Regions from separate parts of the Homo sapiens genome. Here region 1 is linked to region 2. A link is a contact called in ENCODE Hi-C or POLR2A ChIA-PET data. All regions are on one chromosome and are shown on one strand. The core of a region is the stretch at or near the end of the contact, and the rest is flanking DNA. Distances in the headings are between cores, read along the strand shown.

The links. A loop is a pair of places that touch in the nucleus more often than their neighbours do. ChIA-PET counts read pairs that join two places held with the same protein, here RNA polymerase II (POLR2A). Pooled maps may share reads with other maps.
Region 1: a map of natural killer cell shows a loop between it and region 2 (4-fold over the local background). The contact joins the enhancer-like site here to the promoter of ERICH6-AS1 in region 2. A Hi-C loop is called at or near these places in 4 of 168 maps with a recorded cell type or tissue (CD4-positive, alpha-beta memory T cell, CD8-positive, alpha-beta T cell, adrenal gland and 1 more), 5 of 37 single-sample maps with no recorded cell type and 12 of 50 pooled maps. POLR2A ChIA-PET finds 5 or more read pairs at or near these places in 17 of 52 experiments (AG04450, B cell, CD4-positive, alpha-beta T cell and 14 more).

What each region holds. Positions count from the first base shown.
Region 1 is chr3:150,634,129-150,637,714 of GRCh38, forward strand. No RefSeq gene overlaps it. Among named protein-coding and RNA genes, the nearest start is that of SELENOT, 33 kb to the left of the region's middle. RefSeq lists a silencer at 994-1,288. Within about 2 kb of position 1,548, at least 3 of the 41 ENCODE cell types and tissues checked have a DNase peak (open chromatin) inside an H3K27ac peak, as active enhancers do; they include CD4-positive, alpha-beta T cell, CD8-positive, alpha-beta T cell and natural killer cell, where a contact is called at or near this core.
Region 2 is chr3:150,701,678-150,705,095 of GRCh38, forward strand. It overlaps ERICH6-AS1 (ERICH6 antisense RNA 1), which reads left to right and starts at 1,887. Exons shown (of 3, transcript NR_121675.1): 1 at 1,887-1,990. ERICH6 (glutamate rich 6) reads right to left here and starts at 2,243. Exons shown (of 14, transcript NM_152394.5): 1 at 1,819-2,243; 2 at 444-501. The coding sequence starts at 2,221. RefSeq lists enhancers at 2,119-2,198, 2,349-2,438.

The DNA of each region.
Region 1 (3,586 bases), core at 298-2,797, 68 kb before region 2:
AAAAAAAAAAACAGCACACCTGCTTCTCAGGTGCAGTTTGGATCACATGTTCTCTCAACGCTCTTGCCATTTTAATTTGGTGAAATGCTGTGTTCAACTAGATCTCAACTTTGCTGAAGCACTGGCCTGCCTGGGACCATGGCCTAATGTGGCCCATTGCAAAACACAATTTTGTTGATGTCTCATTTTAAAATTCATGCCAAAAATCATTTTATTTCAAATTGTTCATTGCTGGGTTTAATATAAAAATGTTGTTTTATTGTTCTTAACTCCCTAAATCTTTAAGCAAAATGGATGCTCGGGAAATTTGTTTCTCCTGAGGCTGCGTGTAACCCCGGCATCTTATTCCCCATGGGTTTGGAGGAATGCGTGGAGGAATGTGTGTGTGTATGTGTGGACAGCATCTTAAGAAATAAGGTGATCATTATAGAGTCATCTTCTTCAAATTTGTATAAGTTTTCTAGATAATGTGTAGTACAGCCTTCTGCTTAAGGATTATTGCAGTAACATAAGCCAGGCACAGTGGCTCACGCCTGTAATCCCAGCACTTTGGGAGGCCGAGGCAGGCGGATCATGAGGTCAGGAGATCGAGACCATCCTGGCTAACACGGTGAAACCCCGTCTCTACCAAAAATACAAAAAATTAGCCGGACGTGGTGGCAGGCGCCTGTAGTCCCAGCTACTCAGGAGGCTGAGGCAGGAGAATGGCATGAACCCAGGAGGCAGAGCTTGCAGTGAGCCGAGATCGTGCCATTGCACTCCAGCCTGGGCGACAGGGCAAGACTCCGTCTCAAAAAAAAAAAAAAAAGGATTATTGCAGTAACAGAAGAAGATGTGTTTCCGGAGCTTTGTATCCAGAAAATGCATGTGGGAAGATTATATGGAAAATGAAGATAATGAGTTTTAAAATAATACACAAAGTTACGGTACCAGAAAAGCAGTTAAATACCGTACAAAGTAATGAGAAACATGCTGAAAACAGTCTTGAGGAAGGCTAAAATTGTGGTTCCATACGTTGACTGACTGAATGAATATGGTTAAGGCAGTTGTTCTCAACCGGGGTTTTACTCTCCAGGCTCATGCAGAGTGGCCTCTTTGGGTCCTGTAATGGTCCTGTTCTTAACCACCACCGCTAGCTGGGGCCTGGGGTGGAAGAGTCTTATCCTAATCGGTCCCCAGACGGGGAGAGGGCAGTGCTTGTTTCCTAGCCACTCTGAAAGGCTGAAAGCTGTTAAGGAGGCTTAGTGTCATTTCAAGCAGTCTTCCTTGCCTCTGTGAGTAGTTTTTCCATATTTATGCTTAAAACAAACAGAGGAAGCTTTTCATTCCAATAATGAAATAAAAGGCTAAATTCAAGGTAACAAACGTTTTAGTGGGAAAGATTGTCAAGGATAACAAACCAACAAAGGGAAATATCTCTTATTAGCTCTTTTCTTCTTTTGATTAGAGAAAAAAGCCAAAGAACTACTTTTGGGGCTTTAAGTGGCTAGTGGACTACCCCAGAGGACACAAAGAAAGAGGGTTCTCAGTGTTTCTAGGGCACTTCCTGTTTTCTTTGAACTTGTGTGAGAATGTGAACTGTGGTGAGAGGCAGCTTTGAAATGTGACCAAAAAAAAAAAAAAAAAGACTGGTTTTAGTGTAGTTTATTTATTTTCTTTCAAAGCATTTGTGTTAATGAGTTGGATGGTAAGAGGTGATTAACATTCCAGATCAGTAGATTTCAGAAATGTCTTCCAACAGTGAAAATAACTTGTGTTAATCCTCCGAGCTTTCACCTTCACTTAGGCTGACTGAGGGGTGGGAAACAGCTTTGGAATCTTTACTGAGGACCAAGCAAATTTACAGTTTGAAAGTCAATCCTATTTAATTTTCCAACTTCTCCAGAATATTGTTTCCATTTAGCTTCTTGAGAGCATTTCTGGAGGGATTGCTATGTGCTAGGTACCGTGGGGGGTAACAGTTGTGAAGATGTGTGGCACAATTCCTGCATTCAAAGTGCATATGGTATAGCAGAGGAGAGAATCATAAAAATCTTACAGCAAAACGATAAGAAGCCTCATGAGGCCTATAGGAGCAGAAGGGAGCATTGGTTCTAGATGCTTGAGTATATAATTTTCCATAAATGGGGACAGTGCACAGGAGGAGCAGCACTTCAGGGATGAGAAAGCAGAAGCACAGGGTTTCTGTGATAATTCCTATAGGGAAGGGGGCTGGACCGTAGTATATATTGGTGCGGGTGGAGGGAGATGTGCTGGGAAACAGCCTGCGGGCATTGACAGCTGAGGTGAGGAATTGGACTACTTTCTATAGATGATAGCCAAGGAGAGTTTCTGAGTTGATGAGCCATCAGATCAGATCTGGCTTTTAGGGGTGAATCTGTCTGCACTGAGGCTATGGTGGGCGGAGAGGAGGATGAAGAGGTAGAGGTTCTAACAAAAGCATTGTGGGCACTTTCAGCATCGCACTCCAGACATCTTTGGCCTTGGATTAATAATTTATAAGTAATATATTCAATTTAAAAATTAATGTCAACTTTTGTGGTTACATTCCCCTTCTATCCTCTGAGTTTTCTTTTGTCATGCTGAAACCTATACTCCATTAGAATTATCCTTCTTAAATCTAGTCTCATCTTCCCAATTTAGCTTTTAAACTTTGGGTAACATTTACATTTTTTTGTCGTCTATTTTCTGCTCATTGGCTAAGGAGCCTTTTTCCTGCCCTGAGAATATAAGATTCATTGCAATTAAAGAGCCTAGTGGTTTAATGTGATTATTCTTTCTTGTTTTTCTGAGAAGTATCCTTGTGTTTTGTGGACCAGTCAATCCTGACTTTGATCTCTAGGGACAATACACTGTGAGTATTTATTTCAGGAAGGACACTGATCCTAGATATTCACTTAGAGGATGAATTTTCCTTATACCAAGGAAAATTGTAAGGTAGAATTTTTTTTTTTTTTTTTTTTTGAGACGGAGTTTCACTCTTGTTGCCCAGGCTGAAGTACAATGGCGCGATCTCGGCTCACTGCAACCTCCGGCTCCCAGGTTCAAGCGATTCTCCTGCCTCAGCCTCCCGAGTAGTTGGGATTACAAGCATGCACCACCATGCCCGGCTAATTTTTTGTATTTTTAGTAGAGATGGGGGTTTCTCCATATTGGTCAGGCTGGGCTCGAACTCCTAACCTCAGGTGATCTGCCAAGCCCAGTCTCCCAAAGTGCTGGGATTACAAGTGTGAGCCACAGCGCCCAGCCTGTATGATAGAAATTAAACTGATTACCCTTGTGAACTGAATGAGAACCTCCAAATTCTCATTCAATACAAGCATGAGTAGGACCTAGACATCTTATCTTGCTGAAATCTGGCAAGGCATACGGGCTGCCTGGTATACAATATATAGGATGCTCCCTCCCACCCCAGCCAAGATGGCATGATGCACTTACTTGTCCTTCTCTGGGAAGATAATGAACAGTGACGGCAGATTTCTCAAGGGTCCCTTATGATGGAGTTGCAATTCCCCATTCTTTTCCCCTTCTCAGAAATTTCTGAAACTCATTTAGTTAAAAGATTAAAGAAACACATTGCAAAGGG
Region 2 (3,418 bases), core at 637-3,136:
TCACTGGTATCTTCTTACTATAGTTAAAGTGCCTGAAGGCTAATAGCAATAACAAGAAAAAGAAGAGAGAGAGAGGAAAAAGGAAAAGCTATTATTTCCACTCTCTTCCACAAAAGGCGTCCCTGGTCACTCTTGCATTTAGCCAATAAAAGCTATATTCAAAATTCTCAAGCACTTACAATTGCACACATGGCATATATAGTTATTCTTTCATGTTACATTGATAAGTGGACATGTAATCTCTAGAGCTAGGTAATAAGCTGGGGATAAGTGGGAACCTTTATCTCTTTCAAAGTGTCTACCAGTGTATATTTAAAAAAAACTTTTTAAAATAAGTAAGTCACAAATGCCCTGGATTATTTTACTCTACTTCCTAACATGTTTATCCAAAAGGTAAACATTATTGGGTTCAAAAAATGTGAAATTTGAAAACATTTTCTTACCTATCTATACTCATTTCAGACATGTCTTTCCTAAATGTCTGAAATATTTTAGGGAAACCTGTTGAATGAAACATTTAAAAATCAGCTATTCCCTCTAAATCAAAAGGTCAATTCTACCCCCCCCAGGAACACATGGCAATGTCTGGAGACTTTTTTTTTTTTTTTTTTTTTTTTGAGACGGAGTCTCGCTCTGTCGCCTAGGCTGGAGTGCAATGGCGCGATCTTGGCTCACTGCAAGCTCCACCTCCCGGGTTCACGCTATTCTCCTGCCTCAGCCTCCCAAGTAGCTGGGACTACAGGCGCACGCCGCCACGCCCGGCTAATTTTTTGTATTTTTAGTAGAGACGGGGTTTCACCATGTTAGCCAGAATGGTCTCGATCTCCCGACCTCGTGATCTGCCCGCCTAGGCCTCCCAAAGTGCTGGGATCACAGGCGTGAGCCACCGCGCCCGGCCTGGAGACATTTTTGATCATCGCAAGGATGTGTGCTTCTAGCACAGCCACGGGTAGAGGACAGGGATGCTGCCAAATATCCTGTAATTCACAGGACAGTCCCCAATCCTCCCCAACAAAGAATTATCCAGACCAAAATGTCAACACTAGAGCTTGAGAAGCCTACTCTAGAAGACTTCTCTGCTTCTTTTTTCAAGGAAGTGACTGGAGTGGCTTCAGCACAGGATGTTAAACACAAAAGAGAGTTGTTTTTTTTTTTTGCAGGACTGTTTCAGTAGTACAGCACCCTTAAGGCACTTCTCTGGAAATAATATGAGTGTGTGTGTGTGTGTGTGTGTGTGTCTGTGAGAGAGAGAGAGAGGGAGAGAGAAAGAGAGGGGGAGGGGAGAGGGAGGGGAGGAAGAGGGAGGGGAGGGGGAACAGAGAGAGAGAGAGAGAGAGATGTCACGGTGTGAATGCACGCAAAAATGTTATAAAAATGAGCACTCCCAGCAGCCTGGGCAACATAGTGAGACGCCAGATTAGCTGGGTGTGGTGGCGTGTGCCTGTAGTTCCAGTTACTCGAGAGGCTGCGGTGGGAGGCTTGAGCCCAGGAGGTCGAGGCTGCAGCCACTGCACTCCAGCCTGGGCGACAGAGCGAGACTCTTGTCTAAAAAAAAAAAAGCACTTCATACAGCCATGCCCAAGTTCAACTTTTATGGTGTTTCGCCTATATCCTAAATCGTGCCTCATCACAACAGCTCAGCCAAGGGTTCAGTGTCTCTGACAAGGGCGTGAGAGAGATTAGGTGTGTGGAATGGTGCATGCATTTAGAAATCAGGCACGACGCGCAGGTCGACGAAGGCACCACCCAGGAGTGGGTGGACCAGGTGCCCCCTGGAGACGAGAAACCCTCGAGGAAGGGGTGGGTCGGGGGCGGTACTTTTATGCGAGGAGGTGCTGGAGGGTGGGCTTGCGCTCGGCGTTTCAGTGCTGGTCGCGCTCTGGCTGGGCACGAACGTAGAGGTCAGGCTAGGGCTGACGATGCTGGCTAAGCGGGGGCGCACGTCTGGGAAGTCGTCGTCGTAGTCACCGATGTCCGTGACCTTCCAGAGGTACTCTTCGCTGAACGTCTCAGGGGCCTCCAACTCCTGCTCTTCCCCCACCAACTCCTCCTCCACCACCTCCTCCTCCTCCTCCTCCACCTCTTCCTCCTCCTCCTCCACCTCTTCCTCCTCCTCCTCCACCTCTTCCTCCTCCTCCTCCTCCTCTAACTCCTCCTCTGACTCCTTCTGGTCCTTCTTCCCCGGGTCTCCGAAGCCGCTAGGCGAGCGCAAGTGGGCCATGGCTGGCGGGAGGCGGGATTACAGCCAGCTCTTTGGCCGCGGCCCCGGTCGGCTCTCGCGAGCGCGAGCCTCTGTTGTGCGTTGGTCTCCCCGGGCAACTGCTTGCCCTGCGCCACCGAGCCTCCCGGATTTAAAGCGGCAGGAGCTGGTTAGCCGGATAGAATGTGGGTGCCGAGGGCCGGTGGGGGCCACCGCAGACTTCTTTCTGTCCCTGCTCTTCAGCGTCTCTGAAACCCCTGGCAGCCTGCGGAGAAACGATCTTTTCTTCGTCTCTCAGCTTATTTGGGGCCTTTTTTTTTTTTTTTAACTTGGGTGGAGGAAGTGGCTTCTAGCGACGGACACACACGGTGCCATTTGGTATTGCGGATGCTGGAGTCTGGTTATTGAGTAGACAGATGCTTGCTGGAACGTCCAGTGAAACTTTATTTACAAAATCAGGCGCCAGCCCTTGGGCCCTCGTTTGCGGATATTTTTAAAATAGCTTTAAATATTAATAAGCGTATTAAAATTGCCTTAAATGTTAGTTATCTTAAATATTGTTAGATTAATATTAATTAATCTTGATTGGCGACATTTTTAGCGTCCCATAAATTTTGCTCCTTGCTGTGATCTGGGTCCTGCTTCTTACTTGGCCCATCTATCCATCCTGGAGTAGAAAAGTCCTGAAGCATCTGGCCACCTAGGTACCACCTGCGTCCTTCTGGGACTTTGTATTTACTTACATTTTTGTAAAATATATACATTTTTTATTTTTGAGAGACAGGATGTCACTCTGTCACCCAGGCTGGAGTGCAGTGGCGGCATCATGGTTCACTTCAGCCCTGAACTCTTGGGCTCCAGTGATCCTCCCACCTCGGTCTCCCAAGTGGCAAGGACAACAAATGTGTGTCACCACGCCTGGCCAATTTTATATATTATATTATATTATATTATATTATATTATATTATATTATATTATATTATATTTATTTTGAGACGGAGTCTCGCTCTGTCACCCAGGCTGGAGTGCAGTGGCACCATATCGGCTCCCTGCAACCTCAGCCTCCTGGGTTCAAGCAATTCTCCTGCCTCAGCCTCCCGAGTAGCTGGGACTACAGGCACGTGCCACCACGCCTGGCTAATTTTTTGCATTTTCAGTAGAGATGGGGTTTCACCGTGTTAGCCAGGATGGTCTCGATCTCCTGACCTCGTGATCTG